Regions from separate parts of the Homo sapiens genome. Here region 2 is linked to region 1. Evidence: read pairs that join two places in POLR2A ChIA-PET (ENCODE). Cell type or tissue: PC-9. All regions are shown on one strand. Each heading gives the region's core, and the rest is flanking DNA. Links, peaks and the distances in the headings are about the cores only.

Region 1 (5,385 bases), core at 73-5,072:
TCTCTTTCATTGATCTGTCTGCCTCTTCCTGCATTCTTTCCTATTGTAACTTTACAGTGTATTTTAATATCTAAAATATCAGAGTCTTGCTATTTATTCTTCTTTTTCAGAATTTTACTGAATTATTTCTTATGCTTATACTTGCGTTTTTGAATCACTTTGTCAAGTATCCTGACCTCTTTATAATATCTATCTGACCATTGGCTGCCTGTCTTAGGCATGAATGGGTGGGATAAACTGTGATAGCAAACAACTCCCAAATCTAAGCAGGTTAACACAACAGAATTTAATGTTTTTCTCAGAGTCTATGCCCCATATGGGTGGGTATGAGTGGGGCAGGAGAGAGGATTTCTCCACAGAATTACTCAGCAGGCTGACCTAGGCTTCAACACTTTATAGCGCCACCACCTAGAAAATGCCACCTTCTCAGTGCCCTAGTCACCAGAACAGTGGGAGAGCAGCTGGAGAACTGTGTGTGGGTTAAAGAGACACATGTATTGTCTACCATAATGGAAATGTACTAGAATCTGCACTCTACAGTGCAGTAGCCATTTGTTTTGTGTGGCTATTGAATGCTTGGAACGTGGCTAATGTGACTGATGAATTGAATTTTGAATTTGGGGAAAATATTAATTTAATTTTCAAAATAAATAACCACATGTGGCTAGTGGCTACCTTATGGGAGAGCATAGGTCTGGAACTTGTCACCTAGTCATACCTCACCTCGGGGGAGCTGGGAGTGGAGAGGAGTAAACGGTGTTTTTGAGGAGTTTTATTATTTCCTCCTAGACTCCCAGAACAAAACACCAAACACACATGTACACGTGCACGCACACTCCCACTGGGAATTTCATTGTGATTTTAGCAAAATCATATTTAATCTTTTTTGAAGTTTTTTATTTTTAAATAAAAATATATTAAGATGTAATTCACATACCTTACAATTTGTGTATTCCAAGTGAACGATACAATTTTTTTTTAATATACTCACATGTACATGAAGCCAACATCAGAGTCAATTTTAGAATATTTTTATCACCTCAGAAAGAAATCTTATACCCTTAAGCTGTTACCCTCCTATTTTCCCCACCCTATCCTCCAGAGCTAAGTAATCAGTTGCCTACTTTGTCTCTAGATTTTCCTGTACTGGACATTTTATATAAATAAAATCATATATGTGGACTTTACTTAGCATAATGTGTTTAAGGTTCTTTTACTTAGCATAATGTCTTCAGGGTTCAACCAAGTTGTAGCATAACTTAATACTTCATTCCTCTTTATGGCCATCATAAGTTTTAAAATTTTTATCTTAAGATACTGTGGTTTTTTTTTTAAACTTTAACTTTAGGTTCAGGGGAACGTGTCCAGATTTGTTACACAGGTAATTTTCAGGTCACAGGGATTTGGTGTGCAAATTATTTCATAACCTAGGTAATAAGCATAGTACCCGATAAATAGGTTTTTGGTCCTCACCCTCCCCTCCCAGCTTCCATCCACAAGTAGGCCCCAGTGTCTGTTGTTCCTTTCTTTGTGGCCATGTGTACTCAATGTTTGGCTCCCACTTATAGGTGAGAACATGCAGTATTTGGTTTTCTATTCCTGCATTAGTTTGCTTAAGATAATGACCTCCAGCTCCATTCATGCTTTGCAAAGGATATGATCTTTTTCTTTTGTATGGCTGTGTAGTATTCCATGGTGTATATGTACTACTTTTTCTTTTTTCAGTCTATCATTGGGCATGTAGGTTAATTCCATGTCTTTGCTATTGTGAATAATGCTGCAATGAACATAACGTGTGCATGTGTCTTTATGGTAGAATGATTTACATTCATTTGGGTATATACCCAGTAATGGGATTGCTAGGTTGAATGGTAGTTCTGTTTTAAATTCTTTGAGAAATCTCCAAACTGCTTTCCACAGTGGATGAATTTACACTCCCACCAGCAGTGTATAAGCATTTCCTTTTCTCCACAGCCTCACCAGAATCTGTTATTTTTGACTTTTAATAATAGCCATTTTGGCTGGTGTGAGGTATTATCTCATTGTAGTTTTAATTTGCATTTCTCTGGTGATTAGTGATGTTGTATATTTTTTCATACGCTGCTGGCCACATGTATGTCTTCTTTTGAGTAGTGTCTGTTCACGTCCTTTGCCCACTTTTAAATGAGGTTGTTTGTTTTTTGCTTGTTACTTTAAGTTCCTTATAGATTCTGGATATTAGACCTTTGTCAGATGCATAGTTTGCAAATATTTTCTCCCATCTGTAGGTTATCTGTTTACTCTGTTGATAGTTTCTTTTGCTGTGCAGAAGCTCTTTAGTTTAATTAGGTTCTACTTGTCAATTTTTGTTTGTTGTTGCAATTACTTTTGGTGTCTTTGTCATGAAATCTTTGCCAGGACCTATGTCCAGAATGGTATTTCCTAGGTTATCTTCCAGGGTTTTTATAGTTTTAGGTTTTACATGTAAATCTTCCATTAATCTTGAGTTGATTTTTGTATATGGTGTAAGCAGGGCATTCAATCTTCTGCATATGGCTAACCAGTTATCCCATCACCGTTTGTTGAATAGAAAGTCCTTTCCCCATTGCTTTTTTTCATCAAATTTATTGAAGATCAGATAGTTAGAGGTATTCAACTTTATTTCTGGGCTCTCTATTCTGTTCTGTTGGTTCAGATGTCTGCTTTTGTACCAATACTATGCTGTTTTTGTTACAGGACAGATAAATATGTTACAGGAAAGAGGTCCCGATCCAGAACCCAAGAGAGGGTTCTTGGATTTCACGCAAGAAAGAATTCAGGGAGAGTCTGCAGAGCAAAGTGAAAGCAAGTCTATTAAAAAAGTAAAGGAACAAAAGAATGGCTACTCCATAGACAGAGCAGCCCTGAGTGCTGCCGGTTGCCCATTTTTATGGTTATTTCTTAATGACATGCTAAATAAGGGGTGGATTATTCATGCTTCCCCTTTTTAGAGCATATAGGGTAACTTCCTGACATTGCCATGGCATTTGTAAACTGTCATGGCACTGATGGGAGTGTAGTAGTGAGGATGGCCAGAGGTCACTCTTGTGGCCATCTTGGTTTTTGGTTGGTTAGAGCCGGCTTCTCTACTGCAACCTGTTTCATCAGCATGGTCTCTATGACTCATACCTTGTGCTGACATCCTGTTTCATGCTGTGACTTAGAATGCCTTAATTGTCTGGGAATGCAGCCCAACAGGTTCCAGCCTCATTTTACCCAGCTCCTAATCAAGATGGAGTTGTTCTGGTTCACATGCCTCTGACATTTTGGTTGCTGTAGCCTTGCAGTATAGTTTGAAGTCTGGTAATGTGATACCTTCAGCTTTGTTCTTTTTGCTTAGGATTGTTTAACCTTTTAAATATAGAGTTTTCCTGTTCAAGTACAAGGTATAACTTCCCATTTATTCCAGCATTCCTTTGTTTCTAAGCCATGTTTATTGATTTTTCTAAATCTAAATTCTGTATATTTCTTTTGGAGCTGACTTTTGAGCTAGGAAGACCAGTATTAGAATTTTAGCTCTTCTATTTGTCTTAAACTAATGTAACCTCTACTTACCTCAAAAAAGTTATGTAACCTCTTTAATTCTCAGTTCCTCCATTTATAAAATTTGGAGAAAAGTACCCATATACCCAATACTATCACTATTGCTGCTGCTAATATTATTGCCACTATTATTCCTTTTCCTATTATGACTACTATCTTATTAATATTGAATGATCATAATCATTATTTTATTATTATTATTATCATTATTATTATTAGGTAGAAAGCACCTTACGTGGATAATATTATTTAGTTTACACAAGAACCAAATGAAATTAGTGAATTTAAATCTGATAAAAATGTAGTTAGCACAACAGTTTATGTTATGTACTCAAGACAGCTTCAGTGTCATTGCTATTGTTACTATTAACATCAACATCATGATCATCATATTATCATTATTATCATGACCATCAGAATCGTCATTACTACCATCACCATCCTCAATTGCAGTTGCCTCCTTAATATCCCTTCCACCTTATCCCATCATGAAGGAGTGGGTTGGGTTTACTCCCTGACTCCAAAGGAGGATAATTCTACCCAATGGCTACGATGACAGGTTCAGGATGGGCACATAATCCAAGTCAAAGCCAATTAAAACATGCAATGCCCTCAGTCACTATGATTTGTTGATAAGTTTGTGACCCAAGGTGAGCAATTACAGAGAGCCCAGAACTTTTGTTTAGTGGGTGAAGGAGAGATTATCTTTCCTGTGTGGCATAAAAGAAAAAGGAAACCAACAGATAGAAACAGGATAATTATTAACACTATGCCACTATATTGGACATCACTTGAAGGCTGCTCTACTCCTGAACATTTTGGGTATATAAGTCAACAAATTCACTTTATTGTTTACGGTTGTTTTTTTTTCATGTACTACTACTAAATAAATGTGATTGAAATAATGAACATTCTTCTCATAATTCCTTAAATGTGTTAGTTGTGTATTTTCAACATACTGGGAAGCTATATATAGTGATTCCATAATCTCTTTGACATTGGACATCTTATCAAATTCTATTTGTATTACTTTTTCAGATGATTATTTTGGGATTTTATAGGCATATAATAAAGTAATTTAAAAATAACACAATACTTGCCTTGTCTTTTTTAAATTAAATATTTTATCTTTCTTAATTAGTAATTGTTAAAAAAAGGTAAAACAATAATGGTGATAACAAACATTCTTCCCTTATTTTTGCTGTTAATGGGCCCTGGTTGAGGTATACCACCTTAAATAAATATTCTCATTTTCCCATTTTCTTAAAGTTTTTGATAGCAGATAGCAGGTCCAGAAAAATATAATTCCTTCAAAGTGGCTAATCAGAAAATAACAAAGAGACCATATAAAACTTCCTACAGCAAAAATACAGCAGAATGAGACATAAAGGAAACCGAAAGAGAAGGGGAAAAAAAAGAGAAAATAGTTGCTTGACAGAACTTAGAAATGAATTAGAAGAGTAAGGAAGCTATATGGCAAAAAAAACTTAAATCAACAAAGTGGATGACAGGCTTAAGAGAATTAGAAAAAAGCCAGAAGAGAATAAAGAAATATAAGAAATTTTGGAGGAAATTATAGACTATAACAAACAGTACAGAAAACCAAAATATGTATACTGGCTGTGTCTGCAAAAGAAAAAGAGGATCAATGAAGGAACTCCCCTCCCAAAAAAATTAAAAAAAAAAGAGAGAAAAAAATGTTGCTTTAAAGATGAAAGAATGAATCTTCAGATAAGCGTGCTTACAGCTATGTTAGAAATAATAATACTATTATATAGGAAAAATAAAAACTGTGGAATGGGATGTTGAGATTTTATTCAAAAG
Region 2 (5,385 bases), core at 66-5,065, 64 kb after region 1:
TGTGCAAGTTTTGAAAAATCAGTGAAAGGAAATAAATTCCAGGTTGGGGTTAAGGAGATGAGAAAAAGGTTTGGGCCCATGGGAGGGTAAGACCATAAACTGCAGTACGATGAGCCCAGGATTAGAGCTTCATGTGCCTTCTACCTGAGTGGACATGTGACTCTTAGGCCTTCTGGGACTTGCTAGCACTCATCTGGAGAAGAAAAGACTTAAAGGAATTGGAGTTTGAGCCAGACACCTAGAAATTAGAGAGCAGGGTGACCAGCTGCTGTGTTCCCTTGACTGAAAAGACAAGCATCATAGTTGCAGCTCAAAATAGTACACCAATCATATTGCAGCATATGAAATTATCTCAGAGTGGCTGGTTTTTCTTATGTTTATATGAAAAAATCAGCAACTATGCCTTTTTTTTGTTTGTTTTGAGACGGAGTCTCACTCTGTTGCCCAGGCTGGAGTGCAGTGGTGCGATCTCGGTTCACTGCAACTCTGCCTCCTGGGTTCACACCATTCTCCTGCCTCAGCCTCCCAAGTAGCTGGGACTACAGATGCCGCCACCATGCCTGGCTAACTTTTTTAATATTTTTAGTAGAGACGGGGTTTCACCGTGTAAGCCAGAATGATCTTGATCTCCTGATCTCGTGATCTGCCCAGAACTGTCCCAAAGTTCTGGGATTACAGGCGTGAGCCACCACGCCCCGCCGCAACTATGTCTTTTATATTCTCTCACATTCAGTAAAAAGAGGCTATTGAATGTATTTTATCTATATAAAGAAATGCATTTTATTTGTCAACTATTAAAATCATTATTTTAAAAAAGTATTTAAATATGGTTCATCATTCACGTTATGATGCTTGTTATATACTTTATAATACCCACATATAACTAGTATGAGATAAATGCATGTGCTGGTTTTACTACTAAGCAGCAGGAAGTTGTAATACTTAGAAATTCACACTTCAGGAGTAGTTACCTAGCATTGTATGAGAAAGATCACTCTTCAGAGGTAACTATTGAAGGCATGTTTTTTATCTGTATCTCTTATTTACATCGGTAGTTTTGTTAATCAGCATAATGAATAATAGAAATAGATTTTTATTGTAGAAACTGATAACTTCTTTTTTTTTTTTTTTTTTTTTGAGACTGAGTCTGGCTCTGTCCCCCAGGCTGGAGTGCAGTGGCGCGATGATCTCGGCTCACTGCAAGCTCCGCCTCCCAGATTCACGCCATTCTCCTGCCTCAGCCTCCCTAGTAGCTGGGACTACAGGGGCCCGCCACCACGCCTGGCTAATTTTTTGTATTTTTTAGTAGAGACAGGGTTTCACCGTGTTAGCCAGAATGGTCTCAATCTCCTGACCTCGTGATCCGCTGACCTTGGCCTCCCAAAGTGTTGGGATTACAGGCATGAGCCACTACGCCCGGCCAAAACTGACGACTTCTATTCAGTATAATCAGCATTCGAAATGAGCTGTCATTGGTAAAATTAATGGTATTTAAGAGATATGGGCTGGCTAAAATATTCAGGAGCACCTCAAAGGCCGGAGAGCTGGGACTTCTTCAGTTTTACACAACAGGTTGTATAACTTCTTAGTGTCAGCTTGCTAATGGATGTTTGGTTACTAAGTACCTGGGCCATTTTGCTAGGGCATGTTTGTTTAAGGCATGTCTGCATATGTGGCAGCATTTTGCCTGAGGCTTGGTCTGAGGACACAGAGAAGTAACTGTCCTTCCCCTACCTTAAGCATGTTGGCAGCTATTATTTTTTGAAAGCAAGTAATTAAGGGTTGTTCATGACCATTTTAAAATAACTTATTAAAAACTTATTTACATGCATTTTTCATTTTTATCAGTCTTCTTTCACTAGTCTATTGATAACTCTGGGGGGATAAAAAGGTCAGCCATTGGCCTTGGGAGCCATAAGTGACATCCACCTTTGGCAATTCTCTGGGTGACAATAGCTATCATTTTCCAATTTGGTTTCCTGATGCACTTCTGCCTGCTTAGACCCATCCCATTAGTCTCCATCTGTGGGGATACGAAGATTAACCTTACTCAGTGTTATGTTAGAGATTTGAATTGGAGATCAATTTCCTTTAGGGAAGGGACTATCAATCAATGTCAACCTTTTATTTATGCAACACCCACTGTATGCACAGTATTGTTCTAAGTTTTTTGGACAATTATCAAAATTACATACACTATAGACCATGGTCTCCCAAAACCCATGATCCACAGGGGCGCAGAAGATTGGGTGCATTTAATTTCATTATCCGAAAATAATCTTTAGTCACAGCTGCCTATGACTTCACTGCTGCGGGATCTAATTTGTGGTGGATCACATGTGCTTTAAACTTCTTTTCTTTCATTCCATTCTTCCTCCTTCCCTTCTTTTCTCTCTCCCTTCATCTTTTTCTTTTTTTATTTATTTTTTTCCCATTTCTCCCTCCCTTTCACCCTCCCCTTCTACCTTTCATTTGCTTATTTTTTTTTTTTTTTTGCCTGCAACTCTTTATTTAAGCATTTCCCTCAGATATTAAAGCTTTTAATTTACTGTTTTGTTTTCCCTTTCTTCACATCATGAAAGCTAAATGGGTTCATTTAAAAGTAAATGATCTCAGCTGGGGCACAGTTGCTCACGCCTGTAATCCCAGCACTTTGGGAGGCCAAGGCGGGCAGATCACGAGGTCAGGAGATCAAGACTATCCTGGCCAACATGGTGAAAGCCCGTCTCTAATAAAAAAAATACAAAAATTCATGCACCTGTAGTCCCAGCTACTCGGGAGGCTGAGGCAGGACATTTGCTTGAATCCAGGAGGCAGAGGCCACAGTGAGCCGAGATTGCGCCACTGCACTTCAGGCAACAGAGTGAGACTCCAACTCAAAAAAAAAAAAAAAGTTAATAGTCTCTTCTCTCCCAGAATATGACTGCTGGATGCTGGGTGTTGAGTACTTCTGTTACCATAACCTGAGTCCCAAGTTCTTTGACTCTCCTGTAAGTAGTAAACTAACATCAGGCCAAGCAGAAGTCTTCTCAGGCAAGGTTTAATAGGCTTGTGGATGGAGCAGCACCAGGGAGCTGCATGCAGGAAGGGGATCCTGGTGCTTGCTCCTGAGGGGCTCAGCTCCTGTCATTTTAAGGAAGTTAAGGCAGGAAAAAGGAGTGACGCATAAGCATGTTTGGATGGGGTCTTCTCTGCGCCTGTGCAGTGAGGTGTTGTGTCCTAACATGCATCCCATGTACAGAAGGGGGCAGATAAGCACCTCCTTGGGTGGTGATTTTAGTATTACGATGACATTATAATGAGGAAAAAGTTGGCGAAAGTCTGCGCTGGAGTGCCTCTTGTTGCCAGGCAGCTGGATCTGGTCAGTTCCATGTTGGGTCATGCCAGAGTCTCGCTTCAATCGCCTGGGAAGACGTCACTCAAGGACATCAGCGGTTGGTTTTACCTTTTATGGTTAGAGATTTGACCTGCTCCACTAAGTTAGGAGGGGACCCCACTTTCTGCTTTGTGATTTGGGTCAGTTTGTCAAGGGAGGCAGGAAGGTAGGGTAGGGACTATGTCGGGACGTGTGAAGCTCACTGGGATTTTTGCTAGTTGTGTCTCTGCCAGGATCAAGTTTCTTCCCTTTACTGTCTCATTTCCTCTTTCAGGCCATGCTAAAGGCAACTGGCCTTCACTGAACTTTAGTATATTTCCAAATAGCCTAGACAGACCTGAACCCTCCCATGCATGGAAGCTCATCTTACTACTGTAGGACTCAGGCATTTTGGGGTTTGAACCTTGGCTCTCACATCCTGATTCTATGGCATTGGATAAGGTGCCTGAATTCTCTCAACTCTAGTTTCTTCATCCATAAACTAGAGGCTGTGATCTTTACTCCATAGTATATAAAGGTATATAGAGTATTCCCCCCCACTTTGGTTATTGCCATAACTTCTGCCTTATTTTTAACCCAGTTCTTGGTTTCTGATCTTCCTGGACCCAACCCTGTACTGCACTGCACTGGGATGACCTGCCTGTGTTCATCCATCAGGTATTGGAGCCAGATGTGTCTCCTGATGTCAGCATTCCTGTCCCCATCAGAGCATCTGCGCTCCACCCAGCCCACCAATACACACAGGGCTGTAGTGATCCCAGAGGGTCTGGACTCTTTTGTAATTTGTACCGTGCACACCAGGGGCCCTGAATGCCAGGAGGATTTATTTTAGTTAAGAAGGTCAGGCCGGGCGCGGTGGCTCACGCCTGTAATCCCAGCACTTTGGGAGGCTGAGGCGGATGGATCACGAGGTCAGGAGATCGAGAGCATCCTGGCTAACATGGTGAAACCTCGTCTCTACTAAAAAATACAAAAAATTAGCCGGGCATGGTGGTGGGTGCCTGTAGTCCCAGCTACTTGGGAGGCTGAGGCAGGAGAATGGCATGAACCCGGGAGGCAGAGCTTGCAGTGAGCTGAGATCGCGCCACTGCACTCCAGCCTGGGTGACAGAGCAAGACTCCATCTAAAAAAAAAAAAAAAAAAAAAAAAAGAAGAAAAACAATTCTTCCTCCATTTTCTCTCAGTAGTTATAAATGTATATAATAACCTCCCCATAATATACTTAATATTACCTGTTTGGAAGGAGTTAGAAATCTGAGGCATCAAAGAGCTTAGGATTTTAGGACCTGGAATCAGAAAGACTGGCCTTCACATCCTGGCTTTGTTTTTCAGTAGCTATGTGAATTTGGGGGCATTTTAACAGTTTTGAGCCTTAGTTTCAACCCGATCTATTTATCTAAAGGTAGCAGTTTCCTTGTGGAGTTATAGAATGGTCTGGGACATTGGAGACATAGATTCAGATCTTGCCTCTACTGTTAATGGAATGAACAATTTTGAGAAAAATCTCACTATCCTTCTGTTTCTGTTTCCTCATATATAAAATTTGGAAAATAATGCACAGAGAATTGTGGTAAAGATTAATGAGGCAAGCTCTTTTTCGTGGCACCTTGGGGGTGATCAGCTGTTTCAGAAGGAAGCTGCACATTTCCTTCCCAGCTACTGGCTGCCAGAAGTTCATTGAAGTAGATAATGACAGCAAACCTCATACCTTTGTGAGAAGCGTATGGCCACAGAAATTGCTGCTGACACTCTGAGTGAAGAATAGAAGGGTTATGTGTACAAAATCAGTAGTGGGAAAAAACAAACAAGTTTTCCTCATGAAGCAGGGTACCTTGACCATGGCCATGTCTGCCTGCTGCTGAGCAGGGGCATTCCTGTAATAGACCAAGGAGGACTTGGGAAAGGAGGTGCTAATCTGTTCTGGGTTTATTGTGGACGCCAATCTGTGTGTTCTCACTTTGGTTATTTTTTTTTTTTTTAAGGAGGAAGATATTCTTGGACTGCCTTAC

What was found. ChIA-PET counts read pairs that join two places held together with the same protein. Peaks named below come from ENCODE experiments on the same cell type or tissue, not always from the same donor. Only the 100,000 strongest peaks of a DNase experiment are listed, where the experiment ranks them.
Region 2: POLR2A ChIA-PET joins it to region 1 with 18 read pairs; 2 of 35 experiments call an interaction of 5 or more read pairs at or near these places.

What each region holds. Positions count from the first base shown.
Region 1 is chr9:82,808,901-82,814,285 of GRCh38, reverse strand. No RefSeq gene overlaps it. Among named protein-coding and RNA genes, the nearest start is that of RASEF, 250 kb to the left of the region's middle. In PC-9, for the core only: no CTCF peak of the experiment used is centred there; a DNase peak (open chromatin) is centred at 3,195; H3K27ac peaks cover 1,443 bases.
Region 2 is chr9:82,744,418-82,749,802 of GRCh38, reverse strand. All of the region lies in intron 2 of LOC107987087 (a long non-coding RNA gene), which reads right to left. It overlaps LOC124902188 (a long non-coding RNA gene), which reads left to right. Exons shown (of 3, transcript XR_007061608.1): 2 at 5,359-5,385. It also overlaps the pseudogene RPS6P12. Among named protein-coding and RNA genes, the nearest start is that of RASEF, 320 kb to the left of the region's middle. In PC-9, for the core only: no CTCF peak of the experiment used is centred there; no DNase peak of the experiment used is centred there.